2 separate regions of the Homo sapiens genome follow, and region 1 is linked to region 2. Evidence: read pairs that join two places in POLR2A ChIA-PET (ENCODE). Cell type or tissue: PC-9. All regions are shown on one strand. Links, peaks and the distances in the headings refer to the core of each region. The heading gives the core; the rest is flanking DNA. Region 1 overlaps COPZ1 (coat protein complex I subunit zeta 1). Region 2 overlaps TNS2 (tensin 2).

Evidence for each region. ChIA-PET counts read pairs that join two places held together with the same protein. Peaks named below come from ENCODE experiments on the same cell type or tissue, not always from the same donor. Only the 100,000 strongest peaks of a DNase experiment are listed, where the experiment ranks them.
Region 1: POLR2A ChIA-PET joins it to region 2 with 5 read pairs; 2 of 35 experiments call an interaction of 5 or more read pairs at or near these places.

Annotation. Positions count from the first base shown.
Region 1 is chr12:54,342,979-54,347,359 of GRCh38, reverse strand. It overlaps COPZ1 (coat protein complex I subunit zeta 1), which reads right to left. Exons shown (of 9, transcript NM_016057.3): 4 at 4,044-4,135; 5 at 1,845-1,900. It also overlaps the pseudogene RN7SL744P. Among named protein-coding and RNA genes, the nearest start is that of MIR148B, 8.0 kb to the right of the region's middle. In PC-9, for the core only: no CTCF peak of the experiment used is centred there; no DNase peak of the experiment used is centred there.
Region 2 is chr12:53,064,252-53,068,603 of GRCh38, reverse strand. TNS2 (tensin 2) reads right to left here. Exons shown (of 29, transcript NM_170754.4): 29 at 4,225-4,352. It overlaps SPRYD3 (SPRY domain containing 3), which reads left to right. Exons shown (of 11, transcript NM_032840.3): 7 at 300-449; 8 at 899-956; 9 at 1,912-2,031; 10 at 2,118-2,290; 11 at 2,638-4,288. The coding sequence ends at 2,772. Among named protein-coding and RNA genes, the nearest start is that of MIR6757, 9.5 kb to the right of the region's middle. RefSeq lists an enhancer at 2,164-2,665. In PC-9, for the core only: CTCF peaks have their summits at 2,308 and 2,508 (motif pointing left); a DNase peak (open chromatin) is centred at 2,473; H3K27ac peaks cover 468 bases.

The DNA.
Region 1 (4,381 bases), core at 101-4,100, 1.3 Mb before region 2:
TCAAGCTCTGACAAACCTCCTGAGACATTCTCTGTTCCCTCTTCTCCCTATCCCTTACCAGCTCTGCTCAGGCCCTGAAAAGAAGCCCAAAGAGGGGGCAGGGTCTGCATACACCAGCCTCAGATCCGTTGGTTGGTGCATGTGGCCTGTCACATCTGTCAGTTTGAGTCTTTCACTAGATTACCCGAATGAATTACTATTCATTCACCTGGATAAGAAATAAATCATCCCCTTCCTGAGGAAATCTGAGCCATTCACCCTGCTGATTTTGCAGGGCTGAGAGTGCCTGCTGTTCTGGTCTGGATGGCTGTCTGTACTGGGTTCACTTGGGAGCTGCTGGGGGAATGAAGTTCAGAGCCCTGGATGTTTTCAGGAAAAGTAACTTATATCTCTTCTATTACCCATCTACACGGGTAACAGAGAACAGAGGGCTAGTGGGAAGGTGGAAAGGGAGGAGAGGGTAAATGGCAGAAGCTTCCTGTTTTTTGTTTTGTTTTGTTTTTTGAGACAGGGTCTTGCTATGTCACCTAGGCTGGAGTGCAGTAGCATGATCACAGCTCACTGCAGCCTCAACCTCCTGGGCTCAAGCAATCTTCCTACCTCAGCCTCCCAAGTAGCTGAGACTACAGGTATGCACCACCACACCTGGCTAATTTTTTTATTTTTTGCAGAGACAGGGTCTCACTGTGTTGCCCAAGCTTGTCTTGAACTCGACTCATGCAGTCCTCCTGCCTGGGTGCTTCCTGTTCTACAGAAGGGAAAAAACAAGGACTAGAAGTCAAAAAAAAACTGGTCTAAGTGGCTCATGCCTATAATCCCAGCACTTTGGGAGGCCAAGGTAGGTGGATCATTTGAGGTCAGGAGTTCAAGACCAGCCTGGCCAACATGGTAAAACCCTGTCTCCACTAAAAATACAAAAATTAGCCAGGCGTGGTGGCACGTGCCTATAATTGCAGCTACTCTACTCGGGAGGCTGAGGCAGGAGAATCGCTTGAACCTGGGAGGCAGAGGTTGCAGTGAGCCGAGATCACGCCACTGCACTCCAGCCTGGGTGACAGAGTGAGACTCCATCTCAAAAAAAAAAAAAAAGAAAAAAAAATTGGGAGTGTTGCTTCCATTCCTGAAGTACTGAATGACATTTCATCTGGGACACTTCCTTATGCTTGGCCTTTCCCTACTTCTAATGTCAAGAATGAAGCCCAGGAAAGCACCTTGAGGATGCTCAGATCTGACAGGACCACAGGGGATTACAAGAGTAAACACAGAGGTAAAGATTCGGCTCCCTCCCAGTCCCCTTACTTAGTAAGAGAATTATTCTATGGGAGGGACATACTCTCCATCCAGTCCTCCCCAGTAGCATGAATTACTGTGAATTAATAAACCCAACTTTTTTTTTTTTTTTTGAGACAGAGTCTCACTCTGTCGCCAAGGCTGGAGTGCAGTGGCGCGATCTCGGCTCACTGCAAGCTCCGCCTCCCAGGTTCATGCCATTCGCCTGCCTCAGCCTCCCAAGCACCTGGGACTACAGGCGCCCGCTACCATGCCCGGCTAATTTTTTGTATTTTTAGTGGAGACAGGGTTTCCCCATGTTAACCAGGATGGTCTCAATCTCCTGACCTCATGATCCGCCCGCCTTGGCCTCCCAAAGTACTGGGATTACGAACGTGAGCCACTGAGCCCGGCAAAACCCAACTTCTAAAACTAAATCAACTCCCTGGAGCCTTTGCCAATCCCCTACAATCCCTGGGCCTGAAGAATGGTTACTTTATCTCCCAAAAAGAAATCAACAATGCCCTGCTCTTTCCATCATAACTTGAGGGGAAAAAAAAGAATGTCCTGCTCACCTCAGCATCTGGCTCAATGAGTCGAAGAGACAGTTCAGAACAGCCATAAGCATCAGCTGTTGGGAAACAGAGGAGGCAGAAGGATAAGGTTCAAGGCCCTGAAAGCTGCTACCTAAAAACAAAACCTCCTAATTCATTAAACATCAAAAGACACAGGCTTTCACAAAGGACCAAAAACATAAAGTGGAAGTGAGAGCACAACAGGAAAAGGATCTGTGATTTCTCACAGAAATAAATTCTGCTACATGATTCCACAATTCAACATCTTTTAGCCAAAAGTTTAAACAGAACTTCCCTGTCACAGTCCTCTACAATGTCTTCACCAACTGTATATGTGTTACCTGATGTCTTAGGTAGAGAAATTACTAACCAAGCAATAGCTGAGGTCAGAGGAAGGCTTCAGAGTTAGTGTAAAAAGCATGGACTTTAATTGGCTGGGCACAGTGGGTCACACCTGTAACGTCTAGACCCTGTCTAGACTCTGACTCTATCCCAGCACTTTCGGAGGCTGCAGCAGGCCGATTGCTTGAGCTCAGGAGTTGAGACCAGCCTGGGCAACATGGCAAAACCCTGTCTACAAACAATACAAAAAAAAATTAGCCAGGCATGGTGGTGGGCACCTGCAGTCCCAGCTACTTGGGAGGCTAAGGTGGTAGAATCACTTGAGCCTGGGAGCCAGAGGTTGCAGTGAGCCAAGATCGCACCACTGCAGTCCAGCCTGGGAGACAGAACAAGACCCTGTCTCAAATTTTTTTTTTTTTTTTGAGAGTCTGGCTCTGTCACCCAGGCTGGAGTGCAATGGCGCAATCTCAGCTCACTGCAACCTCCACCTCCCAGGTTCAAGCAATTCTCTTGCCTCAGCCTCCCAAGTAGCTGGGATTACAGGCGCCCACCACCACGCCCAGCTAATTTTTGTTGTTGTTGTTGTTTGTTTGTTTGAGACGGAGTCTCGCTCTGTTGCCCAGGCTGGAATGCAGTGGTATGATCTCGGCTCACTGCAACCTCCGCCTCCCAGGTTCATGCCATTCTCCTGCCTCAACCTCCCGAGTAGCTGGGACTACAGGTGCCCGCACCACGCCCAGCTAATTTTTTGCATTTTTAGTAGACATGGGGTTTCACTGTGTTAGCCAGGATGGTCTCAATCTCCTGACTTCGTGATCCGCCTGCCTCGGCCTCCCAAAGTGCTGGGATTACAGGTGTGAGCCACCATGCCTGGCCTGTATTTTTAGTAGAGATGGGATTTCGCCATGTTGGCCAGCCTGGTCGCGAACTCCTGACCTCAAGTGATCCGCCCACCTTGGCCTCCCAAAGTGCTGGGATTACAGGTGTGAGCCACCACGTTCGGCCTATGTCTCAAAATTTTTTAAAAAGCATGGACTTTAAGTCAGACAGATATGGGTTGGAATCCAAGCTGAGCCATTTTCTACATGTGTGACCCTGAGAAAGTTACTAGGTTGAACCACATCAGATAACTGCCACTTTTGTACTTTTCTCAATGGTCACATACAAGTAATTTCATATAGTTCTTCATGGTTTGGTTTCCTCATTTGTAAAACAAAGGCACCAATGCCTACAACTCATAGAAGTGCTATGAGGTTTAAATAACAATATACTTTACAAAGCACTTATACCAATAATAAGAGCTCAGTAAGAGTTGACTTTCTCAAACTTTCACTTTTGCCTCAAATTATCTGGGGGCTTATTTTTATTTATCTATTCTCCTAGAAGTTGCTATCTGAGGCAAACAGCTTTTCCTGCATATAGGAAGCAGGTTAGGACTATACCCAAGGTCTTCTCCAGTGATCCATTCAGAATGTATGGTTTCAACATGACCCAGGTTGTTAGCTAATTGGCTCAAACTCAGTCAGGTATGGACCCTTCATAGAAGAAGCAAGTATCCCCCTGCAGTCTTGACCATACCTCAGAAATCCATCTTAAAAAACACTACTCAGGGAAAGGTATTAAAACATATATGATGTTTCCTAATGGATGCAAAAGATTAATCTAGGAAAACTTCCTTTCTAGGCGATTCATTTGCCGGGCCATGTTTGTGAGGCTGGTGGGATCTCTGACAACTTCATTAGCTTGGTCAGAAGCCAGAGGAACACGGCTCTATTAGGGCCCCAAACCAGTGGCTATGTACTGCCTGTGGTTTAGAAAGTAGGATCAGAAATAGCAAAGAGGGGTGGGGATTCTCACCTCATTTTCATAGGAGCTGCCAATCACATAGAAATAGAGATCTATACTGCTTTTGTATACCACTGTCAGGCCTTCCAAGAGGGCAATTTCACCTGGTGGGGGAAAAAAAGTAAAAATAGTGGGTGGCTTGAGATAAGGAAGTAGGAAAGAAGGAGTTACCAGCCAGGCGCAGTGGCTCATGCCTGTAATCCCAGCACCTTGGGAAGCCGAGCCTGGCGGATCACCTAAGGTCAGGAGTTCAAGACCAGCCTGGCCAACACAGTGAAACCCCGTCTCTACTAAAAATACAAAAATTAGCCGGGCGTGGTGGTGTGCACCTGTAATCCCTGCTACTCAGG
Region 2 (4,352 bases), core at 353-4,352:
GAGCCCCCTGGTGTGCCGCTCCCCTAGCTGTGCTGCTTTCCCCGGCCTCCCAGAAAGTGTGTGGGGGAAGACAGCGTGGGCATTCAGCAAGGGGTGCTCTCCCCTTTGCCTCCCACCCCATCCTGCTCTTCCATGCTGGCCTAGAACTTTGGGGCCACATTGTATCTCTAGGATTCTTTCCCTTTCAGCCAGGAGTTTTTGTCAGACCTGGGAAAGTGGGACCCAGACTGCCTTGGGCCCAGGTTTCCAGGGTGGGTGTCAGCCTGTCCCCTGACCCCCATCTGGCTCTTCCCCCACAGCTGCTGGAGTACTTAGGGAAGGGCAAAAGCATCGTGGATGTGGGGCTGGCCCAGGCCCGGCACCCACTCAGCACCCGCAGCCACTACTTCGAGGTGGAGATCGTGGACCCTGGAGAGAAATGCTACATCGCCCTGGGGCTGGCACGGAAGGTGGGCACAAAGGCTGAGCTTTTTTGCTCATGGAGCTGCTCAGGTCTGGGGCTGTTGGGGCAGCACCAGGAAGCTCTTAGGAGAAACCAGGGGAGCCCAGGCTTTGGAGGGAGGGTGCTAAGCTGAGATGGAACACAGTTGTATGTGTCTGCTGTGTAAGAGTACACACCCCATGTGACCAAGGACCTGAGACAGGTCATGACTGCACCACACACTAAGGCCTGGGGGGAGGGGGTGGGACATGCCATGGCTCTGGCCTTAAAAGCTTAACTAACACTTTCCTCACCCTCCCTGGTTCCCCTGAAGCCCCAGTGCCTGCAGGGTATGAGTGTGCAGGGTTGGCACTCTCTGGGCTGTGGTCTGTCCCAGAGGTTCAGATGCTACTCGCCACTCTCTCCTGTCTTGTTTATGCATGGGACCATAGATTTTCTTTTCTCTTCTTGGTGCAGGACTATCCCAAGAACAGGCACCCTGGCTGGAGCAGAGGGTCTGTGGCTTATCATGCAGGTGAATAGCGGGCTGCCTGGGAAAGGTGGGATGGTGGGAGATGTGGAGGCATAGGGACATCCACTTTCCCCTCTCCTGGCCCCTCACAAATGGCCTTGCTGTTTGCCCTGCTGCTGGCTGACCTCCCCTTCCCAAATCGCTAGTGCTTCCTCCTCATCTGTGTTTTCCTCCCAGCTCTGGAAACCAGGGGAGCAGGACAGGAGAGGGAGATCTGGGCCCAGATGGGACATTCCAGGCCTCTGAGCTGGTCCCCCCGTGCCCTTCCTGCAGACCCTCATTTCCTCATTTTCTTTTTTCTTTTGCTGCTTGGTTTCCTTGGCTTTCTTTAGAAGAAAACTGAGCCTAGAGTTCCTCGACCCACCTCCCCCTGCCTGCCCTCCCTGGGTGTTCATTCCTTCCCTAGGGCCCCCTCCTCTGACTCATTTCCTAAGGGTTCTCCCTTACCCTTACCTTGAGCAGATGGATACTACGTCTCTTTATTTTATTTGGTGCCCCCTTCCCATATATCTCGCTCCAATTTTTTTTTTTTTTTTTTTTTGAGATGGAGTCTCACTCTGTCACCTAGACTGGAGTGCAGTGGCATGATCTTGGCTCACTGCAACCTCTGCCTCCCAGGCTCAAGTGATCCTCCCACCTCAGCCTCCTGAGTAGCTGGGACTACAGACGGGCGCCACCACGCCCAGCTAATTTTTGTATTTTTAGTAGAGATGTTTCGCCATGCTGGCCATGCTGGTCTCAAACTCCTGACTTCAGGTGATCCACCCTCCTTGGCCTCCCAAAGTCCTGGGATTCCAGGCGTGAGCCACCGCGCCCGGCCTCTCTCTCCATCTTTGTTTCCGCCCTGACCCTTCCCTTCCTCTGAGGGGTGGGAAGTGTTCAGCTTCATGAGCCACTCTGGGGGTGTGGTGTCAGCCCTCCTTCCTCAAGTGTTTGTCCTTTCCCCTCCCTCCAACAGACGATGGGAAGATCTTCCATGGCAGTGGTGTGGGGGACCCCTTTGGGCCACGCTGTTACAAAGGGGACATCATGGGCTGTGGAATCATGTTCCCCCGGGACTACATTTTGGACAGTGAGGGTGAGTGGGGTAGGGGTGGCCAGCCAGGCTGCTTGGGGCCGAGGGTGGAAAGGCACCACAGGAGCTCAGGTTTCCTGGTCTCCTAGGGGACAGTGATGACAGTTGTGACACAGTGATCCTGTCTCCGACTGCCCGGGCCGTCCGGAACGTGCGGAATGTCATGTACCTGCACCAGGAAGGGGAAGAGGAAGAGGAGGAAGAGGAAGAGGAAGAGGATGGGGAAGAGATAGAGCCGGAGCATGAGGGCAGGAAGGTGGTGGTGAGTACGGAGAGTTTGAGGTGGGACCAGGGTTTTTGGGTCTGGGCAAAGGGTGGGTATTAGTGGGGAACAGAACTCACAACCAGGGTGGGAAAGACGGGAAGCTCTGGCGTTGCCCAAGGGCTGTTCCCAGCTCCAGGGGTTGCTGAGATCGGGAGACGGTCTTGGGAGGCTGTTTTCCGGCCTCAGCACGCCCTCTGGTGGTCACTTCCCATAACACCTTAACTGCCCCTCTCCAGCCCCGCTGGAAGCTGGGGTGATTGGGGTTCAGGCCTGTGGAGCTCCAGCATCCTCAGGGAAGAGGCCACAGCCTGCTTGCTCCATTCTTCTCCCCACCTCCTCCCCAGGTTTTCTTCACTCGGAATGGCAAGATCATTGGGAAGAAGGATGCTGTTGTTCCTTCTGGAGGCTTCTTCCCCACCATTGGAATGCTGAGCTGCGGGGAGAAAGTCAAAGTAGATCTGCACCCCTTGAGTGGCTAGGGCCTCCCCTCCAGACCTGCTCCTTCTCCCTGCTCACCCTCTGCTGGGCCAGGCACCCAGTTCCTGACTTCCCAGAGGCTTCGTTTACCCAGCAGGCCCCTGGAGGTGTGTAGTCACTCTGCCCCCACTGGCTCAGGCCCCTGTCACGCTTCTCTGTGCCCACGTTTCTGACCTGGTGCTGCCACTGTTGTCAGTCCCTGGGCCTGAGTCCCTGGTTGGACAGGAATGGACCCAAAGAATGGTGTTGGTATGTGGGTGGTCCCACTCGCTTTGGTCAGTGGGCTTCTGGGTCCCCCTTTCCCTCACCGGCCCTGTGTGGGTGGAGAGGCGTGAGCACCCTATCTCAGCTGCTATTCGGGCATGATGCTTTGTAGAGGGTAGAGTAGACAGCCCCCTCCCCTACTCACCATGGTATTTCTCCTTGAATTCCTCTTTCTTGTTTTCTTTCCTGGTTGTGTGAACCAGTTGCTGCTGTCATACCCCTGGCAGGGCCAGGGGACCTCTCTTTGGTCATCTCTGTCCTTTCACTGGCTGCTGCCCCAGGAAGACTCCTCTAGGCTCTCCATCTTTCCCTTGAGAGCTGGCTCCCCACCCCAACCTGCTCAGGCACCACAGAGGATCTAGGTCTCTGGCTCCCCATACCTGGACCCACATGGGTGGGTGCCTGTTGCATGTTTAAGAGAGAGGGGCTGTGAGGTGACAGGGCACTAGGGCCTTCACTCCTTTCTCCCCTTCCATCCTTTCTTTACCAGTGCCACCCATGTCCCTAGCTCCCGGGTATTGGGGCTGAGGCTCTGGGGCCTGTCTCCCTGCCAGCGTGAGGGCAAGACCCCAGAGCCTTAGCTGAGCAAGCCCAGAGGGGCAGCGTGGCCCCTCCCTCCCCTTTTCCTGCCCCGTCCCATGCCTCAGCTTGCTGCTTGTGCCAGTTGCCTGTTTCGCTTCAGTGTTTGATTCTAGCACTTACATGTGTCCTCCCCACCAAGCCCTCTATCTCCTTCTAATCCTTCAACCCCTGGCCCCCTCCCCGTAACAGTGACTTTTCCAGGGAGGAAGAGGCAGCAGGAGCTGTTGGCCTTGGTTTGCACAGAGCGGGTAGGGCTGTAGGGAAAGCGGGTGAGCTGTTGTGCTGCTGGGCCTCCCTTTGGCCCTCGCTTCCCACCCTACGATGTATGAAATGTATGTACAGACCAGAGATGTTTATACAGCCGATAAAGATGGAGTTTCCGTATTTATCAGTATGGCCGGAACCAGGAGCCTTTCTAGTCCACTGGGCTAGGAACAGGACTGCTGGATGGGGGCAGCCGAAGGCAGCTTGCTCATGGGGAGATGTGGACCAATGTTGGGCCAGGGATGGGAATCATATGTTCCATGGGCCTGGCTACAGGCCTGAGCACAGATACGTCCCCTGGGAGATGAGGCTTTGACCTTCCTGTGAATAAGTGTTGACTCCAATTTCGGCTAAAGTTTATAGAAATTCTTTATTATTAGACAAAAATAGACTCTCTTTTTTCCCCTATTCATGTGATCCTACTCTGAATCTCTGCTCAGAGGAGGCAGTGACTCGCTCCCCACCCCTCTCC